Regions from separate parts of the Homo sapiens genome. Here region 1 is linked to region 2. Evidence: chromatin loops called from intact Hi-C (ENCODE). Cell type or tissue: endothelial cell of umbilical vein. All regions are shown on one strand. Links, peaks and the distances in the headings refer to the core of each region. The heading gives the core; the rest is flanking DNA.

Region 1 (8,328 bases), core at 182-8,181, 160 kb before region 2:
AGACTTGCTTGAACGCAAGCACGGCAATACCACAACAGCCAATCTGAGGGTTCCTGAGTGACTAGCAAGCAGGCAGGTAGATGGCGTGAGTACACTAGACAGATGATTCATGTCCGGGAGGATGGAGTGGGATGGCATGAAATTCGTCACACTACTCACAATGGCACACAACTTAAAACTTATGAATTGCTTATTTCCGGAATTTTCCATTTCATATTTTTAGACTGCAGTTGACCATGGGTAACTGAACCTGCAGATAAGTGGGGATTACCATATTGCTGTTTTAAGCCACTAAATGTGGGGCAATCTGTTATGAAGCAATACGTAGTTAATATCCCACCCTAACATTACTGTGGGTCTTTTGTGAGCTTTTCGATGTCCCTCTCGTCACACCCCAGCCCTAACCCCCAAGTCCTGGCGTAGAGAGCTGGGAGCTGGAAGCCAGGCAGCCTGGAGTGAGTTCCAGCCCCACTAATTCCAGCTGTGTGAACTTGGACAGGTTTCCCAGCTCCCCTCAATTCCAGCTGTGTGAACTTGAACGGTTTCTGAGCCTCCTTCCACTTCAATTTTCTCCCCTGCCAAACATCAGTCCTAATGGTACCTACCTCACATGGTTATGTATTAAATGAGTTACTTCATGCAAATCACTTAGAACAGCCTCTGGCACACAATAAGCCCCTGGGCGGGGTAATCCCAACACTTTGGGAGGCCAAGGTGGGCGGATTGCTTGATGTCAGGAGTTCCAGACAAGCCTCGCCAACATGGCAAAACCCCGTCTCTACTAATAATACAAAAAATTAGCCGGGCATGGTGGCGCACGCCTGTAATCCCAGCTACTCGGGAGGCCGAGGCAAGAGAATTGCTTGAACTTGGGAGGTGGAGGTTGCAGTGAGCTGAGATGGCACCGCTGTACTCCAGCCTGAGTGACAGAGTGAAACTGTGTCTCAAAAAATAAATAAATGTTACTTGTCATTCCTGTCATTCTTCTTACTACTGCTGCTGCTAGTGGCTATTACCATTTCTACTACTATCCCAGAGCTGCCCATGGCACTAAAGCTACACGGTAAATGATCAAGGAGAAGAGTGGTGCAAAGATAGGAGGGCGAGAAAAAGCTGTGAGTTGTTTATTTTAAGTATCTTATTTGATAACTTCCCTAACATTAAAAAAAAAAAAAAAAAAAAAAAGACAACTGGCTATCACTGTTGAATCCTGCTCACTTCGGCACTGACTGTGAGTCTACCGTGTGCCAGGCAGGAAAGCTAGGCACAGGAGACACGGGAGGACCAAAAGGATCCTGGCCCCTGTTCTAACCCACAGGGAGAAGACAGGTGGTGACAAGCAAACCCGCAGGAAATCAAGAATTTCAGTGTGATGAATGCTACGGAAGAAGAACGAGATGCTGTAAGAGGTGGTCTGAATTCAAGGAACCTGTAAGGCTGAAGGAGAAGTTCACAAGCCAAGCCTTAGCTGAAAATTCTCCGCCAGCAGGCAGGGGGCAGGGCCATGTGCCCAACAACCTATGTTATCAATTTCTACTTCTACTTGTGCACTCTGTTTTTTTTTTTTTATTTCCAAAGGTTTTTGGGGAACACATGGTGTTTGGTTATATGAGTAAGTTTTTTAACAGTGATTTATGAGATTTTCGTGCACCCATCACCTGAGCAGTATACACTGAACCCAACTTGTAGTCTTTTATCCCTCACCGTCCTCCCACCCTTTCAGCCCCCTGACTCGCCAAAGTCCATTGTATTATTCTTAAGCCTTTGCTTCCTCATAGCTTAGCTCCCTCTTATGAGTGAGAACATACGACATTTGGCTTTCCATTCCTGAGTTATTTCACTTAGATAATAGTCCCCAATCCCATCCAGTTTGCAGCGAATGCCATTAATTCATTCCTTTCCATGGCTAAGTAGCATTTCATCATTTTATATATATATATATATATATATATATATATATATATATATATATATATATATCTCATAGTTCCTTTATCCACTTGTTGACTGATGAGTATTTGGGCTGGTTCCATATCTTTGCAATTGCAAATTGTGCTGCTATAAAAATGCATGTGCAAGTATCTCTTTCCTCCATGAGGCATGAAACACTTGGGTAGATCAGGGTGGAGAGGATTCTCATTTGTCAAGGAAAAAAAAAAAAAAAAGTCCAGAAAAGATGAAAGAGCCTTATTCCAAAGATCCTTAAGATCTGAAGGAGAGTTTTCTGCAACGAAGCTAAATGATGTGAGGAACCACCCCACTCCAACATAGGTGTGGGACTGAACCAAGGAATCGGTATTTTCAAAGCTCCCTGGGAAAAATCAGACAATCATGCAGACTGCAGAACAACCAGACCAAGTGGCATATGAACACCAGATTTTCCAGCCTCCCCACGACGGAAAGTGTGATCTCCGTGGGTAAAAAGAGAAAACAGAGGGATGGGCACAGTGGCTCACACCCGTAATTCCAGCACTTTGGGAGTCCCAGGCAGGAGAATCGGTTGAGGCCAGGAGTTTGAGACCAGCCTGGGCAGCACAGTGAAACCCTGTATCTATAAAAAATTAAAAAATGAGTCAGCCCTGGTTTTGCAAGCCTGTAGTCCTAGCTACTCGGGAGGCTGAGGTGGGAGGACTCTTATAAATACATTCTTTTAATAAGAATTTAAAAATTAAAAATTTTTAAAAGAGCCAGTAGAAAAACAACATATCAAATCCAATCAGACTCTTCAGACTGGCAAAATTTTTTAACGTGCCCGGCCACAAGGTTTCTTTTTTCATCATTTTGATGAAAATGTTTTGAAACATGAGGGAAGTGGTGGCTGAGCAACACTGTGAATGGACTAAATGCCACTGAAGTTTTCACTTTAAAATGATTATATTATGTGAATTTCACCTCAATAAAAAAATACATGTTCAATATTAAACAAAAGAGAATGAGAGATGTATTACCAAGAAATCCCCAATGGACGTTCTCTTTAACTTTCACTCCAGAACCAGGGACACCATAAGCGGATCAGAGTTACGGGGTGTGTCCAATGAATGAACTAATTTCCTTTCTGCTTAGGGAATTATATTCCCTTGTTAGTCTGGGTGACAGATACCACAGTAAAGAGGGTTAGAAAGAATGTCAACCCACAGGGACACACGCAGCACACCTGGGGTACTTAAGCACTTTAAGCCATGAATAAAAACGACTCACCCGCACGATGATGCCCATACGTTTGCTTTCATAGGTGAAAGGGAAGATCTGTAGGATGGTGAAGTTCAGGATCTGGTCGCCAGGGGTCCTCAGCTGCATGGAAGACTGGTCTCGGCCCACCAGGGTTAAGCCCACACTTTCCGTCCACTGTACCAGGGCCACCTAAACATAACACAGGGTCGAAGGTCAGATGCCCAGCCGAGAATCTGGGTTCACAGGCTGTGCTATGAACACAAAGGCAGAAGGGGGCTCAGAGACAGGGGAATCACAGTAGTCACTGCCCTTAGGGACGCCAAGTGCTCTGTGCTGGCCCATGACAGTGTCTGTTCCTCTGGGTCTATGAGGGCTCCCACACTGAAAGCTGCCCCTCTATAAGGCACAATTCATCTTTTCTAGGCTCAAAACAGGCTGCACACCAGAGGCATGGCGGAAAGAGATGGCACAGAATTAAGAGTGATTGTGACTGGGTGCAGTGGCTCAGGCCTGTAATCCCAGCACTTTGGGAGGCCGAGGTGGGTGGATCACCTGAGGTCAGGAGTTCGAGACCAGCCTGGCCAATATGGTGAAACCCCGTCTTTACTAAAAATACAAAAATTACCCAGGCATGGTGGCGGACACCTGTAATCCCAGCTACCCAGGAGGCTGAGGCAGGAGAATCGCTTGAACCCAGGAGGCAGAGATGCAGTGAGCTGAGATCACGCCATTGCACTCCAGCCTGGGTGACATAGCGAGACTCTGTCCCCGTCCCCACCCCACACCACCCCCACTCCGAAAAAAGGAGCAATTGGCACAATTACGGATCACTCCTGGAAGTATCTGCAACAAGCTAAACAATAAAAAAAAGAAGGAAGAGAATGCTGACTGACACAGCCCTTCGCCTTCAGGCTCTCCTTTCAGCCTCACACACTGCACTGGGGGAGTGTCTTCAGTGGTTCTCAACTGGGTGATTCTGTCCCCCAGGGGACCCGCGCCAACATCTGGGGGAATCTGTACTTGTCACAACTGGAAGGAGGTAATGCTGGTATCCAGTGGGCAGAGGCCAGGGATGCTACAAAACGTCCCGTAACACACAGGACATACCACACCAGAGACTGATCTGGCCCCAAATGTCAATAGTGCTGAGGTGGAGAACACGGGTCCACACAGAAGAGGAAACCAAGGCTCAGAGCAGTTAATGAAGTTGCCCAAGGTGACAGCGCTGGCATGTGGCAAAGCTAGGCCAGACTGGCACCTGGATCCGCCTGGTGTAAAGTTCCACAGCACACACTCTTCCCTTCCAAGAGTCATCGCACGGGTGTCAAGTCAGAACCTTCTCATGGCCTCAGCCAGACATACTCAGCTTAAGGTCAAAGGCATGAGGGTTGCAAACTCCAAGACAGGGGCCAGAGTGTTGATACAAATAGCAAAGAGGGCTGAGTGGGGGCTGTGGCAAGCAGGAGCCCAGCCCCAGCCAAAGGAGGCTGCTGCCACTATACACACAGGTGGCAGTTACTGCCCTGCAGGGACTAGGGCCAGGGTGGATGGAGCTTCCAGTTTCTCAAGAAAAAACAGAAATTTAGACTTCTCCCCGAGACGGCCTAACTTTTAAATGTAAGCAATTGGCCAGCTGCTGTGACTCACACTTTTAATCCCAGCACTTGGGGAGGTTGACGCAGGAGGATCACTTGAGCCCAGGAGTTTGAGACAAGCCTAGGTAACACAAGGAGACCCCATTTCTAAAAAAAAATTTTTTAATTATTAGGGTGGTGGCTCATGTCTGTAATCCCAGAACTTTGGGAGGCTGAGGCAGGCAGATCACCTGAGGTCAGGAGTTCGAGACTAGCCTGGTCAACATGGTGAAATCCAGTCTCTACTAAAAATACAAAAATTAGCCGGAGGTGGTGGCATGCGCCTGTAATCCCAGCTACTCAGGAGGCTGAGGGAGGCGAATCTCTTAAACCTGGAAGGTAGAAGTTGCAGTGAGTAGAGATCGCACCACCCCACTCCAGCCTGGACAACAGAGCGAGACTGTATCTCAAAAAAAAAATTATTATTAGGGTGGGGTGGTGCATGTGTGTCGTCTCAGTTACTCAAGAGGTTGAGGTGGGAGGATCACGATCTGGGAGGTGGAGGCTACAGTGAGCCATAATGGTGCCACACTACTCCCACCTGGACACAGAGTAAGACCCTGTCTCAAAAACATAATAATAGAGCCGGGCGCGGTGGCTCACACCTGTAATCTCAGCACTTTGGGAGGCTGAGGTGAGTGGATCACCTGAGGTCAGGAGTTCGAGACCAGCCTGGCCAACATAGTGAAACCCCATCTCTACTAAAAAAATAAAAATAAAAAAAATAAAAAATAAGCTGGGCGTGGTGGCAGGCGCCTGTAATCCCAGCTACCAGGGAGGCTGAGGCAGGAGAATCACTTGAACCCAGGAGGCAGAGGTTGCAGTGAGCCGAGGTCGCGCCATTGCACTCCAGTTTGGGCAACAAGAGCGAAACTCCATCTCAAAAAAAAAAAAAAAAAGATAAAAAACACTTCCAGTGGAGGTGATGCCTCCCAAGTACCCCTCTCCCTATCACCTACCTGCAGCCCCTGTCAACACCCTCCTAAAACCTGCCTCCCCTACTCCCCCTAAAGATTAAGCTTTATGAGAGGAAAGTGGGAGGGCCTTCCTTTTCTTCTTTCTTGATTTTTTGTAGACACTGTACCTTTGGACTTGGATGGGAATAAAGTGACAGCTTGTTTGGCATTGAAGTTGGAAGCCCTCCTGTATTCCTTTCCTGTTGTTGCTGTACCAAATTACTGTGCATCTGTTTTTTTTTGTTTGTTTTGTTTTGTTTTGTTTTCGTGATGGAGTCTCACTCTGTCACCTAGGCTGGAGTGCAGTGGTGCGATCTCGGCTCATTGCAACCTCCACCTCCCGGGTTCAAGCAATTCTCCTGCATCAGCCTCCCAAGTAGCTGGGATTACAGGCACCTGCCATCACATCTGCCTAATTTTTGTAATTTTAATAGAGATGGGATTTCACCATGTTGGCCAAATTGGTCTCAAACTCCTGATCTCAAGTGATCCACCTGCTTCAACCTCCCTCCCAAAGTGCTGGGATTACAGCCATGGGCCACCGCACCGGCCAGCATCTGTTTTAAAATGAAACAAATAGATTTTCTTACAGTTCTATAGATCAGGGGTGGACATGGGATGAGGGTCTCACTGAGACAGGATCAAGGTCGCTTGATCACCATTGCTGCATTGCTGCGGAGGCTCTAGGGGAGCACCTGTAGTCCCAGCTACTGGAGAGGCTGAGATGGGAAGATTGATTCAGCCTGGGAGGCAGAGGCTACAGTAAGCTGAAACCATGCCACTGCACTCTAGCCTGGGTGACTGAGTGAGACTCTGTCTCCAAAAAAAAAAAAAAAAAAAAAAAAAAAAAAAAAAAAAACCTGGCGTTCCTCTTGAGTTCCCATTCCTTTTACCAAGAGAGCTCTGCAGAAGCCACAAGGCAAAGGTATGCAGCTCTCCACCCCTAGTCCTTTCTTTCTCTGGAACCCCTGGATGTCATCTTAGCTGACCTGCTATACCCCGAAGAAGAGATCAAGCTGGAGCTCAAAACTGGGGTTCCAGTCCCCGCTCTGTCCCCAGCCCCCAGCCCCCACAGGCCTCTGCAAAATAAAGATCTTGGAGTAGATGACTATTTCTCATTTCTGCTCCAGCTCTGAAAATGTATCTTTATGCATCCTTAGTCTACTATGCTCAGATATCGAGTTCAGTTTCTGTTGCTTCTATTAACTAAATTTACATTAGCAAGAAATTATTTTTCAAGACTCTCCCTTATTTAAGTTCAAGTCATAATGAGTCAGCCAGCACTAACGAGCTTTGAGCTTTGACCAATGGAAGAAACTGTCATACTGACCTCTACCTTTCAAAGAAAGGACCAATCAAGTAGTGGGTTTTTCTGTTTTTATTTTGTGTTTTTTTAGTTTTAGTTTTTGGCTACTGGCCTGCCTAAGTCTTTGAAAACTCATTCACTTAGTTATTTGTTTAATTTAATGGCTATGCTATAGACTATGTTTATGTCCCCTAAAATTCATATGTTGAAACCTAATCCCCAATATGATAGCAGTTGGAGATGGGGCCTCTGGGAGGTGATTAAGTCCTGGGGGTGGGGTTCCTCATGAGTGGATGTGTGCCTTTATGAAAGAAACCCCAGAGAGGTCCCTCGCTCCTTCTGCTGCGAGAGACAGAGTGAAAAGAGGGCCTTTTATCAGCCAGGAAACAGGCCCTCACCAGACACCAAATCTGCCAGTATGCTGACACAGGACTTCCCAGCCTCCAGAACTAGGAGAAATAACTTCTGTTGTTTACAAGATACCCAGTTGATGGTATTTTGTTATAGCAGGCCATGTTATAGCAGGCCAAACAGACTAAGACACTCTAACTTTCAATATAGCCCTGTTTTGTCTGCTAACAATTGTCTTCCAAAGTTTAAAATTAACAAATCAGTAATGATTCGCATATATAAAATCATACCAGCCAGGTGCAGTAGCTCATGTCTGTAATCCCAGCACTTTGGGAGGCCGAGGCAGGAGGATCACCTGAGGTCAGGAGTTCAAGACCAGTCAGGTCAACATAGCGAAACCCCATCTCTACAAAAATACAAAAACTAGCCAGGCATGATGGCGGGTGCCTGTAATCCCAGCTACTCGGGAGTCTAAGGCAGGAGAATCGCGTGAACCCCAGAGGCAGAGGTTGCAGTGAGCTGGGATGGCGCCATTGCACTTCAGCCTGAGCAACAGAACAAGACTCTGCCTCAAAAATAAATAAATAAATAAAAACAAGAAAAAAAATTATCCCATCTGTCTATGTAAAAAAGCTTGGGTGCAGTGTAGAAATGTTTATAGAGTGATACACATGGAGAGAATTACTTCTAGCTTTTACTTCTAGCTTTTTTTTTTTTTTTTTTTTTTTGAGACGGAGTCTCACTCTTTTGCCCAGGTTGGAGTGCAGTGGCGCGATCTCGGCTCACTGCAAACTCCACCTCCTGGGTTCATGCCATTCTCCTGCCTCAGCCTCCCAAGTAGCTGGTGCCCGCCACCACACCCGGCTAATTTTTTTTTTTTTTGTATTTTTAGTAGAGATGGGTTTCACCA
Region 2 (8,265 bases), core at 1-8,000:
CATCTATGTATTTTATACACTATGTTGAGAAGGGATCTATGGCACAAAAAAGGTTAAGCTCCCTCCCCTAGAAGGATCCAGCAGTTCCCAGAGTGATTTACAGCCTGAATACCAGCTTGCCTTTGCTGTATACACAAGCTTGCCTCTTCTGTAGCCTCCACCAGCAACATCCCACTTGACTCTTAAAACAGCAGCAGCTCTGTTTGCTTGTGCAGTAAAAAGTGCTTCTACATCCAGGCCACCACTGGTAAATACCGCAACTGTATTTGCCAAGGAGTAAGAAGATTCTGTTATGAACAATTGCTGGGCATGCTTAAGTTAACCAAAAAGGAAAAAAAAAAAGCAAAGTTCAGAGGGATTACACAGCAACTAGTTCTTCCATTTCTCCACCCCACCCCCACCCCGAATTTTAGGAATGTTATCTTGCAGCATCTAGTTATCCAATAAGTTGGAAGAATGCAGTAAACCCAGCAGGGGTCTTAGATTCAATCACTGCCAAATGGATAGAAAATACTCTTACTATTGTATAGGAAGAAAGTTCATCTACTAGTGGCCAATCAAATTCTGGAGACACTGAAATGCTTAAAAAGTAAAACCTGTATATCTTGATAAAAGCATTATGACTCAAGCTTATCTTTTTTTCATTCCTACATTTAAAGAACGACAATGAGTAGATTATCTAAAGCACACAACATCTTCTACCCTCCCCCAACCCCAGGATAATTGCTTACCAAAAAACAAAAGGAAATTATGTGCCTTCTTAAGTATTTAACCAGTTGAAAGAAAACTGCCTCTTTAGCAGCTTAATTTTAGCAGTCAAAAAGCCTTCAACTCAATTCATAGAAGGCAGATAAGACTTTAAGTTTCCACCTAATTAAGATCTAAAAAAGGCAAAGTTTCAAACAGCCTTGAACCAAAATTCGGGGATGCTGCTGGAGAGGAAAAAAAGAGTAAATGGCTCAAAGAAAGTTTCACAGGCGCTAAGGCGTGTGACTTCTGTTTGCTTCCAAGGTTAGGGAAGTGTCCCACTCGTCCCCAACTAGAGATCAGGCAAGTTTGCAAACTCCATGAGGGCAGGGGTTTTTGTCGCCTGTCTCCAGAGCCCCCCTGAACAAATCCTGACACAGACATACAATTTGTTGGGGCGGGGGTGGGGGGGGATTGTGGTGACTGGCGATGCAGTTCTTATCTGGATTTAGTGGCTTTTAAAAATGTTTAGACATTTTAAAAAATAGTCAAAAGTACTGTAGGCTAAAGGTGATGAGGAAGGGACAACTTCTGGAACTCTTTTCGCCATCAATTTTTCCAGGGTAGTACAACCCAGAGAAGCCGACCAAACTCCAACATTGTTTTATTTCTGGGACCTCTTCATCTAAACCGTGTGAAGGCACATCCCAACATTTAAGATGGCAGAGGAGAGGCCACCAAACCCAACCAGCCAAGCACCAATCACGGCTCCCTTGTCGAAGATGCCAAAAAGAACATCTCATCACATCACCAACTGACCTAAGGTTATTTTTAAAAAACCAATAAAAACAAAACAAAACAAAACAAAACAAAACAAAAAAAACAGTTCCTTGGGCTCTGGGGCGAGGCAGGACAAGACACCATGGGCCATCAAGCAGGGCAAGGCACCACGGGCAAAGCCATTTCAAACAGGTGCTGCAATTTAAAATGAGTAAAAACATGACTATCACTTTTGGTCTTTAATATCTTGAATTAAAGATAGCGCACTCGAGTCCCCAGCCTGGTGTCTGGCAGGCAGCACACTGCCATTTCTGCTAGATTGCCTCAACTGGCAGCTCAACACCATCTTGACACAATAAACACAAATAAAAACATTTTGGTATTTTGAACAAAATTAAGACTGATCACATTCCCAATTCATAGTAGCCCTTCTATAGTTGAAATTATCTAAACAGGGCATTTTATCACTGCTATATAGAGGAGGAACCCAAAAACTCAGAAAAAACAAAAAAACAGAAAACGCCACCAAGCTGGCTTCAAGGTTACACAGCTGAAAGTCACACAGCCACAGTGGAACGCGGATCCCATTCTAAAACCTGACTTCCCAGGCATCAACCTAACACTTCACATTTTAAAAAAGGAAATGCTAACTGCCTTCTGCCTCCCAAGATGGTTCCCCAACCCACAGCCCAGGAGGAAGCTCACTAACAGCAGCACGAATGACAAAGTATCATTTGCTTCTGCACTGCACATTTTTATTCAACAAAAGGAGCTGTTTGGCAAATTGTAGCTTCTCTCCCTATGGGAAACCCACATGAAGTCTAACGTAGAAAGTTGACCTGAAACGTTAACTAACGTCAAAATCCTTCTAAGCCAGCGTAGGTCATTTTGGTGAGTAATTGGAAATAGGAAGTTATTCGAAACTTGGGAATCCTAATCGTTGATGTTTGTAATCCAGTTTAGCACAAAGGGCATTTGAAACTCTTTTGAGAAAATGCTAATTTTTCCTGTATGTAGTGTTAGCCCTGCGACCACCTGCAGATTTTTTGATCTGCTAATTGATCGCCAGACGTCATTTTCCTCCCTCAAAAACTGCATTCTCGAATGGCTTTGCAAAATAAGACCAGCTCAATCTGCATTCTAAAAAATTATGTGAGACATATACATACATCTAAGTTAGATATGTATGTCTACATTATATACCTAACACATATAATTTTAGGCAGCTCAAATGCAAACAACCCAAACGCAGCCATTAAAAACGCACTGCTTGGGAAAACAACCTTCTCTCCCAAGGAGGCAATTGGAGGCTCTGCAAACACATTCTAGCCGCCAGGAGTTATTACCAAGAATTCCACACTTGGCAAAGAACAGCGGGCACAGACGACGATCAAGCAGGCGACCGGCACGAATCCCCTAGGGTACCCATCCTTGGCCCAGCCCAGCACTCTCCATTCACCCCCACAACCCGTCCCACCCACCAGGTGTGAGCCAGTACCTGCGAAGGGACCCCGCCTCCCAGCAAAGGGCTAGGCTTCAAGCTGGGCCTCCAGGGGGCGCCCGCGCGCAAGCCGGGTGGGCTGTCCGCGACAACCCTGGTGATCAATAGCCAACTCCCCTCCCTCCCAAATCGCAGTGGCAGCGCACGGCCAGGCCCGAGGTTTTAGCTCAGCTCAGGTTGACTCTGATTCCAAACTCCAACCATCGTTAATTTCAGAAGCCCTCTCGTAACAAGCTTCCCTCCCGAAAGGTGCCAAACACCACCAAAAGCCCCACGTGTGTGCGCCCACCCAAAATGAAGGGGGAAGGGGAGGTCAGCGTAGGACCAGGGGAGGGGTCAGAACCAGGAGCTCGCCCCTCCTCTCCGGAGGAAGCAGGCGGGCTGAGGGTTAACCCTTTTGTTCCAGGTGGGCCAGGCCACGAAGCCTTCACGCTCCCCTCAACCCCCACCCCACCCCGCCCCCAACCAAGGCACAAAGAGAGTCCCTCCAGGCGCCTGGGACCTCGGGTGCGCGCTGCGCTGACCACCCGGCGCCCCGAAAACGCCCAGCCATCCCCTCCGTCAAGCCGATCCTTTTAATTTGCCCTGGAAAAATGTTAAACGGGGAATTCTATTGACGTATTATAAACTTGGGAAATGTATTACATTCAGTCTCCGACAAAAAGGCGGGGATACGGAAGCCAAAAAGTGGCGACCGTCTTCTCGGGAAACCCCGGGTATCAGAGATGGTCTCTGAGAGTCCTCCGGGGTTGCCGCGCACACCCGTCTGCTGCAGGGAAATTAGAAAGCAGGCGGGGAGCGGAGCGACGAACAAGGCCGGAGAGGAGGCTACAAATCCCCCCTCCCCCCACGCGCACGCTAAAAACTTATCAGGCGACAATTTGGCGGGCCGGGATGGAGACGAGATAGTGGAAAACCGCCTCGCTCCTAAAACCTCCGCGGTGAAGTGATGAAGTGGGAACAGAGTTGGCCCCGCCGTTCCTGGCGCGGCTGGGGTCCCGAACTCCCCTCGATCTGGGAAACGCTGGCCGCGGAAGCGTGGGCCAGGTCAGCCGCGGGAGTTCGCTCTGGCCCCCCACCTCTCCCCTTTCACACCCAAGCGCAAATGTGGAAAGCCGAGCGCTCCAGAAAAGCCACGCAAAACGGGAGGCCGGTGCACCCCAGTGGGGCTGCCGCGCGCCCGCCACCCCGGCCACTGGGGGCTCGCACCCTCGGGCTTGCCGCGGTTATTTTTAGGAAGTCGGAAATCAAAGATGGCTGGAGGTCAGGCCCCGAAAGGTTAGGGCGAAGATCGGCAGGCGGCGCAGCCCGGGCAGAAAAGGCGAAATCCAGAAAAGAAAAAAATTTTAAAGGGAAACATTGAGCCCTCCTCCCCCACCTCTCTGGGCCCTCCAATCCCCTGCGCAGCGCGGGTGGCCCGCACCCCAGCTCCTGAGGGTGGGGAGAGGTCGCGCCCCCTCCCCCCACTTGGCCCGGGAGGGGCGCGTGCAACAGATCGTCCTCCTCCGGGGGGTCTTCCAGGGGTGCGCCCCTCCTCCAGCCTCCAAGAAAAGCCCCAAGGGGCTGGTGGAGAGGGTGGGGATCCCCCGGGGTTCTTTCTTTTGAGAGCGACGCGAGGGAGGGGGACCTAAGTTACAAGGGGGGGGGGTAACACCAGTGAGGGGAGTGGAACCAATTAAGTGAGGGGCAGAGGACAAGGAGAAGGGAACCTTTCGGGAGCGAGAACAGAGGAGCGAGTGGGGGTCAATTTTACAATTAGGGGAGAAAGCTGGGGGTGAAACTTACACAAGAGGGGAGAAGAGGAAAAAAGTGTGAAATGTGCAAAAGGCGGGGTGGTGGGGAGAGGAGGAGACCTCTCCTCCCGGGCACTGAGCCCCCAAATCTCGGCTCCTGAATTTGCGCTGGACGCCGCCCGCTCCCCGAAGCCTGCGCCCTCGAGGATCCCGCGTACGTCCGGGAAGCTCCCCTCCCCGGGCGGGCGCCCCAGCCCCACTCACCCAGCTCCCCCGCCGCGGGCGCCGCTGGGGCCGCATCTGCAAACTCCGGGGTCTGCTGCTGCGGCTGCTGCTCGCCCTGGTCCTCCTCCGAGTTGATGTGCTGGGGTTTCGCCTGCTTGCGCCTCGACATGGTGCGAGCATCGGGGCGCCGGGAGAGCCGCAGTTATTTGCCCTCTCCGCCACAAATTCCTGGAGTTGGGAAATTTACCCCCCTTCGGCCGGAACGCGCATGTCCCAGTAATTATTATTATCAATAATGCATTGCGATTTATCATGAGCCCTGACAGCTGATTGGCCTGGGTCCAAGACCTCAGAGATCATTTAAATAAGCCCTCATTGATCAGGGAGGGGTGAGGCATTCTGGGCTTTGTAGTCCGGGCCTACTTGTGACAAAGGCGTGTTCATCAGGGGAGCGCAGCTAATTAGCATCCGGGCTCAGATTGGCTGGGGCGGGGACGAAATCAGAGGGGGACCCATCCTTGCTCCAGCTATCTCAGTCCTTGGAGAGGAAAAGAAAATGGGGAGAAATGCGTACTCATTAAAAAGTAGGAGCTTACGTAGAAGTTTTGGAACGGCTTTATTTGGTAGTTACTTGCTCCAAAGATTACTTGGTAAGGTTGATGTCCACCAGCCGAGAAGGGAGATCTCTTCACAGTGGAATATTTTGGCTCAGTTTTCACATCTACACGCACACACATTCCCCCAAACCTGAGATGTGACCCGTGTCCCCTCCCATCTTTTTGATTAAAAATGTTTAAGTTGAGTCTCGAGATAACTGAAGAATGATGAATGGTGGTGTTTTCAGCCCTCCCACCCATCTCAACTCTTAAAGTGAGCTCGGAACTTCCAAAATTTCAGATACCCCACCACCACCATGACTTACCTCCTTTAAAAGCTGATTAATAGCCTCCAGGATTCCTGTTCACAAAGACTGGTTTGTGGTTACAATGCAAACCTTGATTTTTTTTTAACTTCAAAATGACTGGCTACTAAATATAGAAATGGCAAATGATAAGCAAGCATAGTCAGAGATAATATCAAAACAGCAAGCAATTGCATTTTTTTCCCCAGGAGCCATAAATGCCTGATAACATCATATTTTATTACTGAGACAATGCTCTTGCATCTCCCATGGAATGGCAATGGGGCACTGTCACAGTATCTGGTTGTTACTAATCACTATTGGAATTTTTTTGTGCAATACACACATTATTACAGAAAAGGTGTATCGTTCAAAGTGATTGTATCATTGACACATGATGCCTGGAATTTTTTAAAGTGGGGCTTGTGTGTGTGTATATGATATATTACATGTATACACATTTATACCGTAAATTCATGTATACTTAATTTGGCTAACTGCTTTACACAATGTACATGCTCAATAAATGTTAAATGAATGATGAAATCATCAACCTGCTAAGTCTTTGATTGGTCTTTCCATAACTGCTCTGGGCATGCGTCTTTGTTTGGCATTTACTTCATTGTAAGGGACTGTGCAGATATAAACCCTCCCTCCACATTTGTGCATTGCATTCTCTTGATTAGTTATTCATCACGTTCCCAGCTTGTAAACTCATCAGGAATACAAGCAAAATGGAATGCTGGGCTCATCAATGTGTTCACCTGGGTATTTGGACAACCCAAGGCAGAAAATAAATCAGCTTGATCATCTTTTTTATATTCGTGGCCATCAGTAAAAACTTGTTGAAGGAAGATTAACCTTCAATTTTTGAGTCTCTGAAAAAGTCTTGCCTTATTTTATGTATAATATTTAAAGCAAGTAAGACAGAATTATAGCCAACAGCCAGATTGAAAAGGTAAGAATTTGGTTTAATAATACATAGAAGCAGTTTAGAATTCTGATACTGAGTAAAAAGGCCAATTAGCACCTGCCTTGCTGACTAATCTACTAATATTCTCAACACCTTTTCTGTGTAAGATAGTGTGGCAGGAGATCTAACTTACAAATCTAAACGAATGTGCAGTGGGTTTATGGCTCAAAAAATACTATTGGGTTAAGGAAAATTTCATTTATATAGTTGTTTATATTTATTTTAGTAGATGATAGTTGTAACATGTTAGCCTTACTACGAGACAAAATTGTGCCGCTTGACTCTCCAAGTGATAGTAATAATAATAATTGATTGAGCCCCTTGTACATGCCACAGACTGCATTAAATGAATGCACACCGCCTTGTTTTATCTTCCCATGGAGGTTGGCCCTATTGTCCTCTCCATTTTGAAACTGAGGCTCAAAGACATGAAGTGACTTAATTAGAAACTGGCTGAGCTGGTGGTCAGTTTCTAAGCCGGTGGTCAGTTTCTAAGTCTGACTCCAAAATTCTATCACATCCTAATACCTGTCTTCCAACTATAGCTGAATATAGAGAAGATAGCTAAAGAAGAAAAATCGGAGTACAGTAAACTAAATTTAAAGTGTCCTAGAAAAATCTTGGGTCTTCAGAAATCACTCCAACAGATGAAGTCAAGAAGTTTCCCTCAAATGGAAACCTTCCACAAATGTCATATCAAGAAAAGCAGGACACAGTACATGTTTTGAATCTACCCCCAGTTTAACAGCTGCAGCCAGGAGCCAGTTGGTGGAAAATAAAGTAAGTCCTAGAGCAAAGCAGGGGATGAACGGAGGGCATAGCAACAGGCAAGTCCGTAATCAAAAGTTGTTTCAGGCTGAGCACAGTGTCTCACGCCTGTAATCCCAGCACTCTGGGAGGCCAAGACTGGCGGGTCACCAGAGGTCAGGAGTTCGAGACTAGCCTGGCCAACACGGTAAAACTCCATCTCTACTAAAAATACAAAAATTAGCTGGTTGTGGTGGCGCATGCCTGTAATCCCAGCTACTCAGGAGCCTGACGGAGGAGAATCACTTGAATCCAGGAGGCGGTGGTTGCAGTGAGCCAAGATCTAGCTACTGCACTCCAACCTGGGCGACAGAGTGAGACTCTGTCTCATGAAAAAACAACAACAAAAAAGTTATTTATTAAACCAAAGGACCTGGTTGGGACCCAAGCTTGAAAAGAAAATGTTCAGAGTAAAGGATGATATTAAACTTTTTCATGTTAACGTCCTTTGTTAGGTGACTGGGTTTATATAATCCAGTCATTGTCAATGTTTATGTAATCCAGTCATGTTCAATGTTTGTGCCAGGCAGGAATATTCAAAAAATACACTTCTTGGTATATTTTTCAGCAGTCTTATTGTTTATAAGGAGATTTGGGATGCATAATCCCATTTTATCCTCACTAATATCCTTTTTTAATTCCTTTTTTTTTTTTTTTT

The links. A loop is a pair of places that touch in the nucleus more often than their neighbours do. Peaks named below come from ENCODE experiments on the same cell type or tissue, not always from the same donor. Only the 100,000 strongest peaks of a DNase experiment are listed, where the experiment ranks them.
Region 1: it touches region 2 in a loop (8-fold over the local background); 9 of 110 quality-filtered maps call a loop at or near these places.

Annotation. Positions count from the first base shown.
Region 1 is chr20:51,636,145-51,644,472 of GRCh38, forward strand. It overlaps ATP9A (ATPase phospholipid transporting 9A (putative)), which reads right to left. Exons shown (of 28, transcript NM_006045.3): 15 at 3,199-3,360. Among named protein-coding and RNA genes, the nearest start is that of NFATC2, 98 kb to the left of the region's middle. RefSeq lists an enhancer at 3,126-3,420. In endothelial cell of umbilical vein, for the core only: CTCF peaks have their summits at 3,272 and 3,476; DNase peaks (open chromatin) are centred at 3,287 and 7,457; H3K27ac peaks cover 347 bases.
Region 2 is chr20:51,797,314-51,805,578 of GRCh38, forward strand. SALL4 (spalt like transcription factor 4) reads right to left here and starts at 5,208. Exons shown (of 4, transcript NM_020436.5): 1 at 4,966-5,208. The coding sequence starts at 5,095. RefSeq lists enhancers at 1,991-2,914, 3,062-3,111, 3,627-4,269, 4,913-5,554. In endothelial cell of umbilical vein, for the core only: a CTCF peak has its summit at 3,029 (motif pointing right); a DNase peak (open chromatin) is centred at 3,038; H3K4me3 peaks cover 2,109 bases; H3K27me3 peaks cover 950 bases.